Linked DNA regions of Homo sapiens: region 2 is linked to region 1. Evidence: chromatin loops called from intact Hi-C (ENCODE). Cell type or tissue: Panc1. All regions are shown on one strand. Links, peaks and the distances in the headings refer to the core of each region. The heading gives the core; the rest is flanking DNA.

Region 1 (4,397 bases), core at 192-4,191:
ACAATGTGTATTACTCCTATTATGAGAGAAAATCTTTTAAAATGGGGGCAGGGGTTAGGATAGGATGACGGGATATCTTGACCTCTTAAGTTCTCAGCAAAAAAGCCCCTGTGGCTTAAGAAGGCTACATCAAATAACGTTCTGTTATATTCCTGTACTCCACTGATATGATTCCACTGAAGTAGTAAACAGTCAACTTGTTGTTCTTTTTTTAATTAGTTGAAATTCCTGGATTTCTGTTTTCCAAGTTTCAGCTCCTTACAAGTAGAACATATGGTTAAAAAATTAGACAATTTCAGGGCAGAAGGTTAATAAAACCCTTATTTCTCTGCTAGCAAATAACACATATAAGGAAGGGGGAAAAATCCAGCAGTGACTTTATAATTACATTTACTTCAGTAAGTTCTTAGCCTAAACCACAAGAAAACCTGTGCTGTTGCTGTCTAACATGGGAACTTGCCAACTTTATCCATAGTGTTTTGACCCCTAGTTGCTCAAACTTTTCTGCTTTTTTCAGCATTAAGTTCTCATCATATTCAGTTAACTCCATTCTGAAGCCAAAATCTTACTTTGCCTTCTAGTGAGAGAATCTTGATCTAATCAGTTTTATATTATTCCTTGATTTATTTTAATGTTCTTCAATCAAAAATAAGCCTACATACTGAACCTCCTTGAGTCAATATTTCTGATATCTAAATAGGTGTAATTTCTTTTTCAATATTTTTCTGAATAGGTTTGTGTCTGGAGAAAAGAGTCTTCTATAAGCTTATATCGGGACTTCATGCTAGCATCAATTTACATCTATGCGCAAATTATCTTTTGGAAGGTAATCATATTTTTAAGTCGAGATTTTGCCTTCTATTAGTGTAAAAATTATTGGAGAGAATACATATTCTTTAGAGCAGAAAAAAAATCCTGTTTACTAAAACAATGTAATGTATTTCTCTTTCTCTTTAGAAACCTGGGGTAAGCCCAGTTGGGGACCTAATATTAAAGAATTCAAACACCGCTTTGACCCTGTGGAAACCAAGGGAGAAGGTCCAAGAAGGCTCAAGAATCTTTACTTTTTATACTTGATTGAGCTTCGAGCTTTGTCAAAGGTGGCTCCATATTTTGAGCGCTCAATTGTCGATCTTTACACTGGAAATGCAGAAGAAGATGCTGACACAAAAACTCTTCTACTGAATATCTTTCAAGATACAAAGTAAGAATTGACTATCCGTGATTTGAAATTCTCCTCTCTGTATTCAAATGAGGTAGCACTTAAAGTACACAAAAACTGACTCCTAAAAGTTAACCGAGGGGAGATGTAGAACAGAAAAGGAAAGTGATCAATAGAACAACAGAATTTAAAAATATTTCTGAAAATGTTGATGAAAAAGCATTAATAAGGCTTTCTTTTGCAGAAATTTTCACACTTGAGAATAGTGCTTTAAAATATCACTAAATTTTATGTAGTATCAAAATTTAGTGCTACTTTAATGGTCTTTCTACCAATTTTGTATTCTTCTAGTCACTTTATTTACTTACTTATTTTTGAGACAGAGGCTTGCTCTGTTGCCCAGGCTGGAGTGCAATGGCACAATCTTGGCTCACTGCAGCCTCTGCCTCCCAGGTTCAAGCAATTCTTGTGCCTCAGCCTTCTAAGTAACTGAGATTACAGGTGTGTGCCATCACACCCAGCTAATTTTTGTATTTTTAGTAGAGATAGGGTTTCACCATGTTGGACAGGCTGGTCTCAAGCTCCTGGCCTCAAGTGATGCACCCTCCTCTGCCTCCCAAAGTGCTGGGATTAGAGGCATGGGCCATCGCGCCTGGCCTCTAGTCACTATATTTAAATTTAGATGATAATATACATGTGTTTGCATTGGGATGGATATGTAAGGAAACATTAGCCTTATCTTCTAGAATATAACCTTTTAAACAAAACGCTTGGTCAAGAAAACTTGAGTTAACTGGTTTTTAAAATAGCCTGGAAGAGAAAGATTAAAAAGTGTTTAAAGTAAATTATGTATTAAATTTTTAAAGAATATTAAGGGAATATTGCCTATTTTTTACATAGATTGTTTTCAGTTAATTTTTTAGATTACCTGTGTCATTTATTTAAAACATTACAGTCTTACTAAATTTAACAGCCATCTGTGTCTTGCTTTAGTCTTTTATGAAATAGTTTATGTGTGAACTGTTTGTCACTTTTCTACATTACCAAAACTTACATCGGAGTAAATAATGAATTTTAAATATTCATAAGGATAGAAAATTTTATCAGGTTTCTGATACAGAGTACGTGGATTTTTCATGTGTAACTTAATCCAATACTATCATTTTATCAGGTCCTTTCCCATGCACTTTGATGAGAAATCCATGTTTGCAGGTGACAAAAAAGGGGCCAAGTCACTAAAGGTAAAAAGTTCTCGATTGGGACACGGGGTTGGGAGCAGTTTGCTGGTTATGCTTTAATGCTGTGCATCCAAACTGTTTTCTTTCCCAGTTTTCCAGCTTCTTGTCAGAGTTGGTCTGATTGGATTTTAATACAAATGGTACAAAAAGCCTTTCCATATTTCTCAGTTCCATTGACCAACTGCTTAGTGAATCATTGGTCATTAGTATGTCCTATAACACCTTTATAAATGTCTTTTTAAAAGATACTAGTTGAGGGAAAGTTTTCTTAGTTTAAAAGCAGTGTATATTGTCGTTTTGATGCAGCTTTCAGAATACCATGAGCTTTTAGCCACTTTGAGGACAATAAATATTTTTCTAAAGTTTATTTTATGGAATGTTACGGTTTTTGAAACATATATTATGTTTTTGTCCCTTTGGACTAACTTAAAAGGTTAAAACTACCTGTTAACATGTGACATCAGAAGGAGAATATGTTTTGGGAACATTACCAAACTTCATGTTAGGTGTTCTTTATTTTCATTTGCTTAAAGTACATTAAGAAACAAATTGTACCCTTAAAATGTTCATAAAAGTATTTGAAATTGGCATTTTTTTTTTTTTTACTTTTAAATTTATTTTTTGAGATGGGGTCTCGCTATGTTGCCCAGGCTGGTCTCAAACTCCTGGCCCTGAGCTGTCTTCCCACCTCAGCCTCCCAAGTACCTAGGATTACAGGCACAAGCCACCATACCTGGCCACAAATAATCTTTGAGTACAACTTCATAGTCTTTTATATGTACTTCTGAAATCCGGGTAGTTTCAAAAACTGAAACATTTTCTTATGTTTAGTGCAAGGTAATTTTTTAGCAAAACCTGACCTAAACTGGTGTAAGAATATAGCAGATATTCGTAGTTTTGTGGGGTTGTTTTCAAATTCTGCTTGGTATGAATTTTTTATATTTTGCTACAGAAACATTAACGGATTTGACTGCAGGGTGTTTCCTCACACTCTGGTGAGATGTTTCATAATATACAGTACATGTACTGTATTTCTAAAATTTAAAAACTTCTGAATTCTAAAACACATTTGACCCCAAGATGTTTTAGATGTGGATGTACTATAGGAACCAATAAATCAATACTGAGTGATTCTCCTTTGGCGAGACTTTCTTGGTATTTCTGAAATAAGTAATTTAGTCACAACTATATTTTAGTGTTGGAAGGTTGTTTTATTTTACAGTTGTTTTAGAGGTATATTGCCATTTTGGTATTTTGTATGTTAATTCATTTTTATAATGCTTCCTGTTTTCTAAGTATCAACACATATGTTCTACTTTTAATCTTCAGAATGATCTTGTGTAATAGGGCAACTATAATTATGTATGTTTTTGTAGATGAGGAAAGTGAGACTAAGCAAAGCCTAAGTGTCTCACAGCAAGCTTTTAACTACACAATGCTGGGATTTTGTTTGCTGTTTGTCAAGAATGTATGAAGGAGAACCTATGTCCCTTTTCCATCTGCTGCAAAGAACTTACATTACATGAGAATATGACCAGCACAGGAGTTTTTGTGTTCTATTTATATTGTCTTTCTTTGCCAAGGTATTGATTCCTTTCAACCCTCTGGCAGCTGGTCAGGGCTTGTGGTAGCCAGAGTTTTCAGGCTACTTGCCTCCCGCTTCATGCAATAAAATATTTCCCTCAATGCAATAAAATGATTTTTATTTTCTGCAGTTGCCATGTGAAACAAATGAGGAAATTTTCTCTTAACCAATCTTATCCGCAGATAAAGTGAGACCAACCTTAAAGGCATATTGCACACAAATGCTTATAGGCAGAAGAATTTCCCCAGTGTAGGAAACTTCTCTTTTTTTTTTTTTTTTTTTTTTGAGACAGAGTTTCACTCTAGTTGCCCAGGCTGGAGTGCAGTGGTGCGATCTTGGCTCACTGCAACCTCCACCTCCCGGGTTCAAGCTATTCTTCTTCCTCAGCCTCCCAAGTAGCTGGGATTACAGG
Region 2 (4,397 bases), core at 264-4,263, 57 kb after region 1:
CAGAGTCGCTGTGTTGCCCAGGCTGGAGTGCAGTGGCATGATCTCCACACACTGCAATCTCCACCCCTTAGGCTTAAGCGATTCTCCCAACTCAGCCTCCTGAGTAGCTGGGATTACAGGCACCTGCAACCACGCACAGCTAATTTCTGTATTTTTAGTAGAAACGGGGTTTCACCATGTTGGCCAGACTGGTCTCAAACTCCTGACCTCAAATGACCTACCTGCTTCGGCCTCCCAAAGTTCTGGGATTACAGGAGTGAGCCACCGTGCCCGGCCTGTATATGCAAATATTTCAAAATCCAAAAAAATCTGAAATCTGAAATATTTTTGGTCCCAAGCATTTCAGATTAGGGACACTCAACCTGTACTTTAAATTGCTCTCCTTGGGACCAACATCATTTCACAGTGGACGCTGAAGTTCCACCTGAGCCTGGTAGAGACGTGAACTGAGCCACGTACAAAGCAGTGAAGGGAGACAGCAAGATCAGGTGAAAAACAAAACAAAACCCGGGACGGTGAGTCTTGGGACTTGTATCTTGGCCCAGGCACCTTCACAGAACTTTCTGAACTTGAGAGAAACCTTCTGAACTGGTTTCCTTGGATATAAACTCAGGATTAAACTATTACACCTTCAGAATTTTAAGTAAAAAGTCTTTACATATTTTTAGATGATATATATTTAAATAAAATATGTATACGATTTAACATATTTTAAAAAATGACAAAATAATTTTTCATTTTGACCCAAGGAGGCAATGGCCAGAGTCACCTTTTCAGAAATGTTTGCCGTTGGCAATGGAGTTCTCCCGGGCAGAAACGCCAGAACCCCTGGACTCACACTGCACCCCCGCGCCTCTTCCAGAGGCCTGTTCTCCTCCCCCAACCCCAGTCAAACCTGACCATTCTTTTTTTTTTTTTTTTTTTTTTTTTGAGATGGATTCTCACTCTGTTGCCCAGGCTGCAGCACAGTGGTGCAATCTTGGCTTACTGCAACCTCTGCCTCCTGAGCTCAAGTGATTCTCCCACCTCAGCCTCCTAAGTAGCTGAGACAACAGATGTGCGCTACCTCGCCCGGCTAATTTTTGTATTTTTAGTAGAGACAGGGTTTCACTATGTTGGCCAGGCTGGTCTCGAACTCCTGACCTCAAGTGATCAGCCCACCTCGGCCTCCCAAAGTGCTGGGATTACAGGCGTGAGCCACCGTGCCCAGCCAAACCTGAGTATTCTTTAAGCCACTGGTTCTTGGCCTTAGGAAAGTCATAGGCCTCTCCCCTCTGGGGAGAGCTACGAACCCCTCCATAGGAAAATGCAGATCCCCCTCCTCACATAACTTAAGAGGTTCCCTTCCAGATTACACTCTGGCACAAGCCTCTCTTCCACAAAATGTCCATGCCTCCCGGTGTCCATGTTTTTGGCATGTTGCACATCCTGCTCTGCCTGATTCTGCAAGCCTTTGTGTTAAGCCATTGTTACAAATATAGAGTGTCCACTTCTCAGCTATAACACATTCTTCCTCCTGGTGCCTAAATGAGCACTGAATGGTCAGAACAGTATTTCTGGATGTGGATGGATACCCTGCAAGCAGCTGTGTAGCAACTTAGGGTTCAATGGGCACTGAAGTTCTGGAAAACAAGGAGCCGGAGCCTACCAGCAGCTGAGACAAGGCGGGTAAGGCCACCAGGTGGCAGGCTGCAGGGGCGAGGCCCTGCCACAGCTGCACCTGCACCTGCACCTGCACCTGTACCTGTACCTGTACCTGCACCTGCACCTGCACCTGCACCTGCACCTGCACCTGCAGTGGGAGCATGGGAGGTGCGGGATGGGGAAGGGGAAGCACCTGGCAAAGCACTGCATCTTCAAGGAACCCTGTTTCCTTCTGCTGAGGCTCTTCTCAAGTGCCTCAGGAAGGTTTAGAGGCAACATACACCTATTTTATTCCCATGTATTTCCTCCTGTTAGGAAAGGCACCAGGCTCTTGTTTCTGAACTGGGTAAGTATGATGCAAGTCCCCATGATTCATGAAGTCATGATCTGATGACCTGACCCTTACCGGCAATGCACATGATGTGCACAATGTGGGCAGCCAGCCAGCAGGCAGGACTGTTTCCGGCGGCTCACAGAACAGCGATGTGTGCAAACCCCAATGGAGAGATGAGATTCATGTGTCGGCACTTTCCCCTTCTACCACAGAAAGAGATGCCCTGCAGTACTTACCGGTATTTGAGTAATTCTGGAGAATATTTTGACTTGGCTTTGAAAATCACCTGCAACGACAGAAAAGCATGGCAGGTTGGGGTCCAATATGTTGACAGAACCAGACTGATACCATCACTGGGAATTCCTCTGCCCCTTCATCCCCCAGCGCTGGGCACGTTTTTTATAATTGAAATGTCCACGTTTGTTATGCCAAACATTTCTTATGTTGCACATACAGTTTTAATAGTAAAGGAATTCGAACATGGTTAAAAAAGAAAACAAAACTAAATGTATTACTAGTCTACCATGGCCAAGTACTTCTGTTCAGATTCTTTTTTTTTTTTTTTTTCGAGACAGAATTTCACTCTTGTTGCCCGAGCTGGAGTGCAATGGCGCCATCTCGGCTCACTGCAACCTCTGCCTCCCGGGTTCAAGTGATTTTCCTGCCTCAGCCTCCCAAGTAGCTGGGATTACAGGTGTCACCACACCCAGTTAATTTTTGTATTTTTAGTAGAGATGGGGTTTCACCATGTTGGCCAGGCTGGTCTCGAACTCCTGACCTCAGGTGATCTGCCCACCTCAGCCTCCCAAAGTGCTGGGATTACAGGTGTGAGCCACCACACCCGGCCTTAAGATTCTTATTTAAGATAAACAAACAGTCCACTCTCTTTATTAGAATTTTTGCTGGCACCAAATTAGTAAGTGTCTGCCTACCCAGGCCTCAAACTTTGCAGTACATTTAAAATAACAAAACATCTTTGGACAAAAGAAGTATCAAATTGGACTGTTTTCTGAAACAGAAATATTGCAGACTGGCATTTCTCAAGCTCTTTTCTAAGTCTTCACAATTGCTGGATTGCCCACACACACTGGATGGCAGAGAGCCTGGCAGAGCCTTCGAGAAGGTGAAGAGGAGGCAGAAGGTAGGTGTCCACGCATGCTTCCACGCCCCAGACAAGGAGGCTGCTACTGCTACAGCACGTGCTGGAGATTCAAGCAGGGGCTCAGGCTCATGGGGATCTCAGTGGGGGGTCTCTGGGGACTAGGGTAGCCTGTGGAGCAGTTACACATGAGCACATGGATCCCTGGTGTTTAACAGGGTTGCAATACAGTACTGGGAGAAGGAAAGAAAGGGTGTGGAAGACTGGAGGAGAGAGGACAGCTTTTCAGAAACAATCTGTCAAGCATCTGAAGACGCCCATTCCGGCAAGTCTGGACTCTTTGACCAACATCTCTCCATTCTCCTGCCGCACCCCTCATCCCCCAGCCCCTGACAACCACCACTGTACCACTGTACTCTCTGTTTCTATGAGTTCTAACTTGTTTGGATTCCACATATAAGCGGGATCTATTTGTCTTTCTGTGACTGGCTTATTTCACTTAGCGTAGTGTCCTCCAGCCACGTTGAGTAAGTCCTGGGGAGCTCTCCTACAGCGTGGTGACTACAGTCAGTAACAATGTATTGTTTACTCGAAATTTGCTAAGAGAGATCTTAAGTGTTCTCACCACAAAACAAGGGTGGGCAACTGTGTGAGGTGATGGATATGTTGTTAACTAGCTTGATTGTGGGAATCATTCCTTATGTACATGTATTATCAAAACATCACGGTGCACACTTTGAATATATTCCGTCTTTGTCAATTATACTTCAATGAAGCCGGGGCGGGGAAAGAAGACTCACATTCCCCACTTGCAAGCAAACTGCTCTCCATGGAGTTCCTAAACCTACCCTCGGCCTCGGGGCCTTTCCTCCCACAGCCCCCTGAAGCTCCTGAACCCCGGTGCTCAACGTGCATACCCGCCTGGTCCTCCTCTCCCTCATGAATCCCCCAGTCACATCTACTCTCCGCTGCTTCTCAGGGAGGAGGCTGAAATGGGAGGATCGCTTGGGCCCAGGAGTTCAAGACCACCCTCACCAATATAGTGTGAGGCCTCAGCTCTTAAAAAAAGAACCATAAGATAATGATCTTATGACGGCCAGGCACAATGGCTCACGCCTGACCTCAAGTGCCCCACCCACCTCGGCCTCCCAAAGTGCTGGGATTACAGGCGTTAGCCACTGTGCCCGGCCATTCCTAAAGATTTCTAAGTAAGCACCTCTTCCCTTTTATAACCTCCTCCGAGCTTCATAGGTGAGGCTTCCAACCTTCTAGAAGAATTATTTGGTTCTGCTATGAGTTTTCTCTCTGTCATAAATCCTT

What was found. A loop is a pair of places that touch in the nucleus more often than their neighbours do. Peaks named below come from ENCODE experiments on the same cell type or tissue, not always from the same donor. Only the 100,000 strongest peaks of a DNase experiment are listed, where the experiment ranks them.
Region 2: a loop joins it to region 1, with 4 times the contacts of the local background. A loop is called at or near these places in 1 of 110 quality-filtered maps.

Annotation. Positions count from the first base shown.
Region 1 is chr1:236,223,076-236,227,472 of GRCh38, reverse strand. It overlaps ERO1B (endoplasmic reticulum oxidoreductase 1 beta), which reads left to right. Exons shown (of 16, transcript NM_019891.4): 11 at 734-826; 12 at 958-1,204; 13 at 2,334-2,403. All of the region lies in intron 1 of LOC124904561 (a long non-coding RNA gene), which reads right to left. Among named protein-coding and RNA genes, the nearest start is that of ERO1B, 57 kb to the left of the region's middle. In Panc1, for the core only: no CTCF peak of the experiment used is centred there; no DNase peak of the experiment used is centred there.
Region 2 is chr1:236,166,573-236,170,969 of GRCh38, reverse strand. It overlaps GPR137B (G protein-coupled receptor 137B), which reads right to left. Exons shown (of 7, transcript NM_003272.4): 2 at 2,215-2,264. Among named protein-coding and RNA genes, the nearest start is that of GPR137B, 26 kb to the right of the region's middle. In Panc1, for the core only: no CTCF peak of the experiment used is centred there; a DNase peak (open chromatin) is centred at 2,039.